2 separate regions of the Homo sapiens genome follow, and region 2 is linked to region 1. Evidence: read pairs that join two places in POLR2A ChIA-PET (ENCODE). Cell type or tissue: Caco-2. All regions are shown on one strand.

The links. Peaks named below come from ENCODE experiments on the same cell type or tissue, not always from the same donor. Only the 100,000 strongest peaks of a DNase experiment are listed, where the experiment ranks them.
Region 2: POLR2A ChIA-PET joins it to region 1 with 6 read pairs; 2 of 35 experiments call an interaction of 5 or more read pairs at or near these places.

The regions. Positions count from the first base shown.
Region 1 is chr1:50,550,247-50,555,246 of GRCh38, forward strand. The region is part of intron 13 of FAF1 (Fas associated factor 1); the gene reads right to left. Among named protein-coding and RNA genes, the nearest start is that of FAF1-AS1, 110 kb to the left of the region's middle. In Caco-2, no CTCF peak of the experiment used is centred here; no DNase peak of the experiment used is centred here.
Region 2 is chr1:50,948,577-50,953,576 of GRCh38, forward strand. All of the region lies in intron 1 of FAF1 (Fas associated factor 1), which reads right to left. Among named protein-coding and RNA genes, the nearest start is that of FAF1, 9.2 kb to the right of the region's middle. RefSeq lists an enhancer at 4,077-4,651. In Caco-2, no CTCF peak of the experiment used is centred here; a DNase peak (open chromatin) is centred at 2,045.

The sequences.
Region 1 (5,000 bases):
AGGCTGAGGCAGGAGAATGGCGTGAACCCAGGAGGCAGAGCTTGCAGTGAATCGAGATCGCGCCCCTGCACTCCAGCCTGGGCGACAGAGTGAGACTCCGTCTTTAAAAAAAAAAAAAAAAAAAAAAAAAGTGGGAGTGCTTCAGTTGCAATCTCACCCACAGGAGGAAAGTCTTTAACAGATAAGTGACCAGGAAAACAGAATATTGGCATCTTAGTCACTCATCAAAGCTTTCAAGCAAGAGCTGATTGTAACCCAGCACTTATTAAGCTCAATTCAGACAGCTGATGTTTAACACAAAGAGCTGAATAGACAGGTTGACTGTGTAGGCTCTTCCTCTAAACTTTATACCTGTTATGAGTTAGGTAATCATAAAGGAGTATTTAAGGACCACATCACCTAAACTCCCTAAAGAATTATCATTACTGAAAAAAAGATTAAATACAAAGCCCTCTGCTTTTACAGGGGATTTATATTTTAAAAAACTATTTAAAATAATCTGTCTTCTGCAAAACAACAGTAGAAGTTTATTGTCTATTACTTTTCCTAAGGACTCTCAAATAAAATCATGCAACAAAACTCTCCCTTGACTTCAGTGTCAGGAAATCTTGAGAAGAACTATTATGATTCCATATGTCAGAAAATGAGAACTGTAAATGGTAAAATGTAAATGCTCTCAGGTGTGTGATCTGGCATATAAGAGAAATACAATAGATACATATGGAATGGACAGATGAATAAATGATTATATGCCTATGACATGTCCTTTCTCTCCTTTATCTGCTGGAATTCTACAGCTAAACTTCAACTCAGGTGCTTATAAATATTCATATCTATTTGCTACTTTTAATTGGTTTTCATCCAATTTTATTTTTTATTTTCCTATTTTATATTGTATGTACAGAGATTATGAGATTACGTATAGCTATTATGTCAATTTTTTAAAGGAGGCAAACTGTAAATGCTAAATGGAAAAAAAACCCAGACATATATACAGAGGGAAAATAAGAGGAGCAAGAATGTTTTCCCAATTCAAGCACAGTATATGGTACACAGTTTAATGGTATATAGTACACAGTATATGGTACACATATGGTACACAGCTTAATGAATACTTTTTTGGATAAAGAAATGAATAGATGGTAGAATGAATGAGACAGTAAAAAGCTAAAATTAATGATAATGAAGTAACTATCATGAGGAATCTGTGTCCCTAAAAACATGTAAATACCATGATTTTAAAATGTACAGACCAGTAAACTTGCTCACAATACCCACAAAACTTTAAAAAGTCACTTAGAAAGATGGTTTATGAACAATTAGAATACAGTAGCGATGAATGGCAGGCAGCATAGGCCCTTAAGAACATACTATTCCCAAAACTAACTGTGAGTTTCCTAGACTAAGAATGCATCAGCATTCCATAAATTTTGACTATCTGGATTTCAGTAAGGCATATAATAAGGTGTTCCAAAAGATCCTTTAGATAAGATTCAGAAATACAGGCTAAGGTAGACAATTCATTTGTCATCAGGAAATTCAATCTGTAGAATGCTACCAAATTGAGAGTAGTCTCAAATAGTTTACTAGCTGGCTTTGTCCTGTTAACATTTTCATAAATATCTGAGACAAATAAAATACTTACATGTAGATAAATGCACTGAGCACTTACTCTGTACCAGACTTTAAAATCAATCATCCCATTTAGTTCTAATAACTCTCTGATGAATGTAGTTTTATCTCCATTTCATGGTACGAAAACTGCAGGCCAGGTGCGGTGGCTCATGCTCATAATCCCAGCACTTTGAGTTGCCAAGGCGGGCGGATCACCTGAGGTCAGGAGTCCGAGACCAGCCTGGCCAACATGATGAAACCCTGTCTCTACTAAAAATACAAAAAAACTAGCCAGGCATGGTAGTGTGCGTTTGTAGTCCCAGCTACTCAGGAGGTTGAGGCAGGAGAATAGCTTGAACCCGGGAGGTGGAGGTTGCAGTGAGCTGAGATTGTGCCACTGCACTCCAGACTGGGCAACAGAGTGAGACTCTGTTTCCAAAAAAAAAAAAAAAAACTTCAGCTAGAGGGTTTAAGCAACTCACCCACCACAGTCACTATGGTGGCCTAGTGGCATAGCTAGAATTCCAATCGTGGTCTGAATAAATCCAAAGCTCATTCATATTCTTAATCATCATGATGCTCTGAATTCTTATAACATCAACAAATAATTATTTAGCATTTTAATAGGAAACAAAAGTGGAAAAGATTGATATAACTCTTATCCTTATAAAGCTTATATTCATTGGAAGAAATAGAAAATAAATGTTAAAGTAAGCAAAAGTAATGGCTTATTATGGAAAGTTCTATGAAAGTGCTATGAAAAAGAATGATGGTGAAGCCTTCTCTAGAAAGGTTCATCAGACCTTTCTGAAGGAATATATAGACAGGATAGAAAAATGGGCTCATTTCTGTCTTTCTGATAACTTCTTTTATTCTCAAGCAACTAGTGGGGGCAGCTGGGAGGGGAGGTAGAGAGGGGAATGATATATTTGGGGAATGAAGAGTAGTATGAAATAGATATCTCAGTTAGGCAAAGAAAACTAACTAGAGAATCCCAAATCCCAGTAGGCTTGCCCAGCATTATTGTGTGCTTATTTGAAGCTTGTGTTTATTTAAAAGAGAGAGAGAAAAAAGAGAAGAGAAAAGACAGTGTGATTTTCTCTAGCTGTGTTCAACTGCAAGGGTACAGGCATACAGAAGGTGAACAGGCGGGTCTAACAAAATGAGTGTAACAGAGAGAGTTTAAAGTATCACAAGGAAATTACAACGATGAACCTCAAAATCTAAACAGGATGAGGAATATGAAAACTGGATATAGGAAAGGGTAGATGGGGTGAGAGAAAGGTCAATAGATTGGAAGGCATGAGGAGATAAAAAAATCTTTAAGACCAGTGATACTTGAACAAATAAATAGGAGTGGTAGGAAGTGGTGATCAGAGCCAGATGTTTGAAATCAAAATATATGAGGCAATATAGTTTCTATTAGTGACCCCATCTAAATGTGGTAAATACAGAGAAGAAGAAAAATTTTCTGGAGAACATGTCTAGGAACCGAGAGGATTATCAAGAATGATGACAGGAGTAGAGATGATAAGGACTTAAGACTCATTTGTGGGTGATAAAACTTGTGAAGGTCAATAGACAGAATCTGAACCCCAAATGATCTTGTCAATCAACTGCATTAGTAAAGAATGGCAGAAATCTGGTTTAGCATCAACTCAAGCTGGAAAACAATGGGGTTTTAGATGATTCCCTGAGTTCAACAGAAGCCCACAATAAAATTTCAGATAGAACTGTGCACAGCACCAGACAAACCTCCTCTAGAGCACTATGCTTGATCCCGGCACCTTTAGAAGGGGCTGGGTCTAGACACACTATCATATGAAGAACAGTGAAAAGAACTAATTATATTTGGTAGGAAGAGGCAGGGAAAATAGGAAAAATGAGAACTAGAGTTACATTGATAAAAGGTTATAATGCTATAGAGAAGTTAGGCTTATATCAGGTAACTGCAAAACCAGAACCAAAAAGGATAAAGTTGAGGAAGCTCTCTATAGAAGAAGCATTGTAGTAAAGACATTTCCAGTTTTCAGAGCAGCTAAAAAAAAAAGCTATCTTTTGAAGCTTTCATTTCCCTGTCTTGGCAATATTCAAGCACAGGCTGGAGCAACATCAGCTAAGCATGTTATAGAAAAAAAGGCCTGGGTGGCTGCAAGTTGTACTGCTAAGGACACGTCTAATCCCTAACTCTAAGACTGGGTGAATTTCACGTTTATTTGTTCCTTGAACAAAAGGTCCATGGACTTCCCTTATACCTCCTGCAGGACTTTGCACACTAGATAATTATCTAGTACATTTTTGTTGCTGAATCATTCAGCATGGCAAGATCATGGGAAAAAAAGCATTATGTGGTAGAAAAGCACAGGTAGCATTGGGATTTATAGCTGGTATAGCCATTGCAATGACCTCACAGAACCTCTCTGAGCCACAAATAGTTTCCTCACATGTGAAATGGGATCTTGCTATTTACCCTGCAGAATTGTGGAAAAGATTAAATGAGGTAAATATATATATATATATATATATATATAGAGAGAGAGAGAGAGAGAGAGAGAGTCTTAAATTAGCACATTTATATAGTGTCTGGCACTATAATTAATTAAGTAGGTACTTAATTAATGGTTGTAGTTGTCATCATGTAGTTTGGCTTCTTAAAAAGCCGTACTATAGTCTTGCTCTTAGCTACTAATATACTTTTAACAGATATTCCTTGTTACAAAACGAAAGAGGAAGAAAATTACTGTCGTCTTCTTCACTACACCCCACTAAAATCACTCTGATCAGATTATTACAAACTGGAAAGGGTAGCATGCTTATGTTATAATCTGATATATCAAACCTCACCAAAATTTATTTTAAAAATGAACCCTTGCTTACCTCACATTTTTCTACTGAAAACAACTGTATCCAAGTCAGAATATTACAGACAAAGGTCTCAGGTCAAATAGGTGAGTCACTCTCTTTTCATAGATGAAAAAGAAAGATCTAGAAATGTTATACTACTTGTCTAATATCATCTTGTTTTTCGTATTTCCAGCCTGACTGAGCCTTACTTCTCAATTGCTCTACATTCTATGATGATTGACATCTGTCTGTCTGCACAAACAATGAGAAAACAGTTGTAATGAAAAATTGTGGTTTCTATGAGCCCAGGAGACCAGCCTGAGCAACATGGTGAAACCCCTGTCTCTACAAAAAAAAAATAATAATAGCTGGGCATGGCGGCATGAGCCTGTAGTCCCAGCTACTTCAGTCAGGAGGCTGAAGTGAGAGGATCACTTGAGCCCAGGTGGTCGAGGCTGCAGTGAGTCAAGATCGTGCCACTGCATTCCAGCCCAGGTGACAGAGCGAGACACACACACACATACACACACACCAGGACCCTG
Region 2 (5,000 bases), 400 kb after region 1:
GGCTGGAGTGCAGTGACGCGATTTCAGCTCACTGCAACCTCTGCCTCCCAGATTCAAGCGATTCTCACGCCTCAGCCTCCCAAGTAGCTGGGACTACAGGTGCACGCCACCATACCCAGCTGTATTTTTAGTAGAGATGGGGTTTCACCATGTTGGCCAGGCTGGTCTTAAACTCCTGACCTCAAGTGATCCACCGGCCTTGGCCTCCCAAAGTGCTGAGATTACAGGTGTGAGACACCACACTTGGCCCTAGACTCTTAAACAATCAGATCTCACGTGAACTAACTGAGCAAGAATTCACTCATCACCAAGGGGATGGTGCTAAGCCATTTATGAGGGATCCACCCCCATGATCCAATATCTACCTCTAGGACCCACCTCCAACTTTGGAGGTCACATTTCAATATAAGATTTGGAAGGGACAAACATCCAAACCATGTCATAAAACGTTTTGCTAAGTCACAGAAATGGAACAGTACTTAAGATCACAAAATCAAAGAATCACAGGAATGGACGGAATTTCAAAAGTCATCTAGCTCAGCAATTCTCAAGTGTAGTCCTTGGATCAGAAGCATCAGCATAACCAGGAAACCTGGTAAAACATGCAAATTTGCAGACCCTACACCAGACCCACTGAGTCAGAAACTCTGAGGTGGGGGTCCAGCAACCTGTGGTTTAACAAGCCCTCCAAATTATTCTGATGCAAACTAAAGTTTGAGAACCATTAGTTTAAATCAGGATTCTCCAATACTGTCAACATTTTGAGCCAGAAAATTCTTTACTATCGGGCGATGCCTGTGCATTATAGAATGTGTAGCAGCATCGTTTGCTTCTGTGCACTAAATGCTAGTAGCAGCCCGAAGCTGTGACAACCAAAGTGTTTCCAGACATTGCCCAATGTCCCCTGGGGGACAGAAATCACCCTTGGTTGAAAACCACTGATCTAGATCAAGGATCAGCAAACTCTCCTAAAAGGAGCAGGGTAAATATTTTAGGCTTTGCAGGACATGCAGTCAACTACTCAACTCTGCTATTAAGGACAAAAATAACCAGAGACAACATGTAAACATACGTGCACGACTATATTCCAGTAAGACTTTATTTACAAAAAAAGGTGGTGGTTTGGCCCTCAGGCTGTAATATTCTGACCCCTAATCTAGGTCAGTTATCTGAATTACAATTGATTGTCCTCAGTCCCACGGCTGCCAAGTGATTCTCTGGATTCTATTTGGCCTGACCTAGTCCAGTCTTCTGCTTACAGGTACATATAGCTCTACACAGATTACCATTCTTTTTTTTTCGAGACAGGGTCTCTCTGTCACCCACCCAGGCTGGTGTGCAGCGGTGCAATCATATCCTCTTACCTCAGCCTCCTGAGTAGCTAGGACTACAAGCACATGCTATCACACCCAGCTAATTTAAAAAAAAAAAATTTATTTTTTTTTGTAGAGACACGATCTTGTTATGTTGCCCAAGCTGATCTCAAACTCCTGGCCTCAAGTGATCCCGTGCCTCTTCTTCTCAAAGTGCTGGGAATACAGGTGGGAGCCACCACACCTGTCCCAGATCACCATTTTATAGACTGAATAAATGAAGCCTACAAAAGGCAAATGACTTTCTCAAAGAACCACAGCTAAGAAAACCTAAAACAAAACAAAAAGACAACAGCTACAGCCAGTCTACCTAAGTACAATGTTCTAACAACTGCCCCTTATGGAGGTGTAACCACATATTGCCACCTAGCAGGCATTCAAACACTCCAGCCCTCTGAATTTACTAAAACCTAGAAAAGTACTGATTTCATGGGGGGAGCGGAGAAATAACTTTACCTTAAATGCCCAGACAGTAAATATTTTAGGCTTGTAAGGCCATTAAAATCTCTGTCTCAACTACTCATCTCTGTCACTCTAGCAAGAAAACCACCACAGATAAAGGTAAATGAACGGGTATGGCTGTGTTGCAATAAATCCTTATTTATAAAAACAGGCAGCTGGCCTGCAAGATATAGTTTGCTGACCCCTGATCTACAAGGTCCATAAAACCAGTCAGGCAAACAACAGGCATCAACTCTATCATACTCAGCTAATCTAGAGACACTATGTGCATTCCAAGGCTTCTGAACACCTGTGAACACAGAAGCATGGCACTAAATGGTAAACAAGGAATAGACAAAGTGCCACCTTTCTCTTCCTTCCTTCCTTCCTGAAGATCTACTACATGACAGCCAAGCACTGCTAATTTATTTTATACGTAAGTTTCCTCATTTGTAGAAATTTCTAAAGAGCAGTTTTTGTTTTCTTCAAGAACTCCAAGCTGACAAATTAGCTGGAAAATGAACACTCTTATATGTACCTGGATAAAATATTTGTTTCAGCCAGGCAAAGTGACTCATGCCTGAAATCCCAGCACTTTGGGAGGCCGAGGCGGGCAGACCACTTGAGGTCAGGAGTTCGAGACCAGACTGGCCAACATGGTGAAACCCCATCTCCACTAAAAATATTTAAAAAGTTAGCTGGATGTGGTGGCACACGCCTGTAATCCCAGCTACTCAGGAGGCTAAGGCAGGAGAACTGCCTGAACCGGGGAGATGGAGGTTGCACTGAGCCAAGATCACGCCACTGCACTCCAGCCTGGGTGGCCGAATGAGACCCTGTCTCAAACGAACAAACAAACAAAATTTGTTTCAAACCAACCTATGACCTTGTACAAGTCATTTCTCTTTTCTGGGTCTCAATTTCCACAAAGGGAAAACTGGTAAGCTTCAAATAGATGATCTCTGAAGTTCCCAACAGAGAACAAGTACATACCTTAAAACTGTCAAAAATAACAGCTAAAATTTATTGAACACTTTCTATGTCAGACACCTTTTCTAATCACTTTACATGTGCTATCTTATTTTTCATATGGGGAAACTGAGGCAGAGGGGTGTGAGGTGATTGGTCAAAGATCACCAGAAGAGTCAGTGGTAGGGCTGTGATTTAAATACAAGTGGTCTGAATCCAAAGTCCATGTCCTTAACCACCAACCATTAAATTTAATTCTACATGCAAAAACCTTATTTTCCCAATGACCTACAACCCAAATACTAAAACAACATGATTTGTCTCTTTAATAAATAAAGAGGACAGAGGAGAAAGGAAAGAAAGGACAGGTAACAAGATTACTTGCTCCCAGGAATGAAAAAATATGATGTTCCATGGATACTTAGTTTGGTCCCTAATCCGCAACATCACAAAAGATATCTGTTTGGATCAATACCATTTCTGCTCACACAGTCTGGTATTGTCTTTTGTAGACAATATTTCTTTGTGTCAAACTAAAAAAGAAAGAAGTGGGATTCACAACTCCATTTAGAAAGAGAAAATATTATAAACGGACAGAAACTACTTATGTGTCACTCAACGTAAGTGACTTACCAGTATGCAACAGAAAAGTCCATATTTCAAAGAGGAGCTCATATGCAAAGTTTCAAAGACCCATGGTGATAACCCAATATAAGAAAATTTGGCCCTCTCCCTCTCCCCTTTCTACGGTCTCCATCTCCCTCATCTCCCGTTTCCACAGTCTCCCTCTGATGCCCAGCCGAGGCTGGACTGGACTGCCGCCATCTCGGCTCACTGCAACCTCCCTGCCTGATTCTCCTGCCTCAGCCTGCCGAGTGCCTGGGATTGCAGGCGCGCGCCGCCACGCCTGACTGGTTTTCGTATCTTTTTGGTGGAGACGGGTTTTCGCCGTGTTGGCCGGGCTGGTTTCCAGCTCCTGACCGCGAGTGATCTGCCAGCCTCGGCCTCCCGAGGTGTCAAGATTGCAGACGGAGTCTCGCTCACTCAGTGCTCAATGTTGCCCAGGCTGGAGTGCAGTGGCGTGATCTCGGCTCGCTACAACCTCCACCTCCCAGCCGCCTGCCTTGGCCTCCCAAAGTGCCGAGATTGCAGCCTCTGCCTGGCCGCCACTCCATCTGGGAAGTGAGGAGCGTCTCTGCCTGGCCACCCATCGTCTGGGATGTGAGGAGCCCCTCTGCCCAGCCGCCCAGTCTGGGAAGTGAGGAGCGCCTCTTCCCGGCCGCCATCCCGTCTAGGAAGTGAGGAGCATCTCTGCCCGGCCGCCCATCGTCTGAGATGTGGGGAGCGCCTCTGCCCCGCCACCCCGTCTGGGAACTGAGGAGCGTCTCTGCCCGACCGCCACCCCGTCTGGGAGGTGAGGAGCATCTCTGCCCGGCCGCCCCGTCTGGGAAGCGAGGAGCCCCTCCGCCCGGCAGCCGCCCCGTCTGGGAAGTGAGGAGCCCCTCTGCCCGGCCGCCACCCCGTCTGGGAGGTATACCCAACAGCTCATTGAGAACGGGCCATGATGACGATGGCGGTTTTGTCGAATAGAAAAGGGGGAAATGTGGGGAAAAGAAAGAGAGATGGGATTGTTGCTGTGTCTGTGTAGAAAGAAGTAGACATAGGAGACTCCATTTTGTTCTGTACTAAGAAAAATTCTTCTGCCTTGGGAGGCTGTTAATCTATAACCTTACCCCCAATCCCGTGCTCTCTGAAACATGTGCTGTGTCCACTCAGGGTTAAATGGATTAAGGGCGGTGCAAGATGTGCTTTGTTAAACAGATGCTTGAAGGCAGCATGCTCCTTAAGAGTCATCACCACTCCCTAATCTCAAGTACCCAGGGACACAAACACTGCGGAAGGCCCCAGGGTCCTCTGCCTAGGAAAACCAGAGACCCTTGTTCACATGTTTATCTGCTGACCTTCCCTCCACTATTGTCCTATGACCCTGCCAAATCCCCCTCTCCGAGAAACACCCAAGAATAATCAATAAATACTATAAAAATAAATAAATAAATAAATAAATTTTTAAAAAAAGAAAAAAAAGAAAATTTGGCCAGACGCAGTGGCTCACAGCGCCTGTAATCCCAGCACTTTGGGAAGCCACAGTGGGTGGATCAACTGAGGTCAGGAGTTTGGGACCAGCCTGGCCAAGATGGCGAAACCCCATTTCTACTA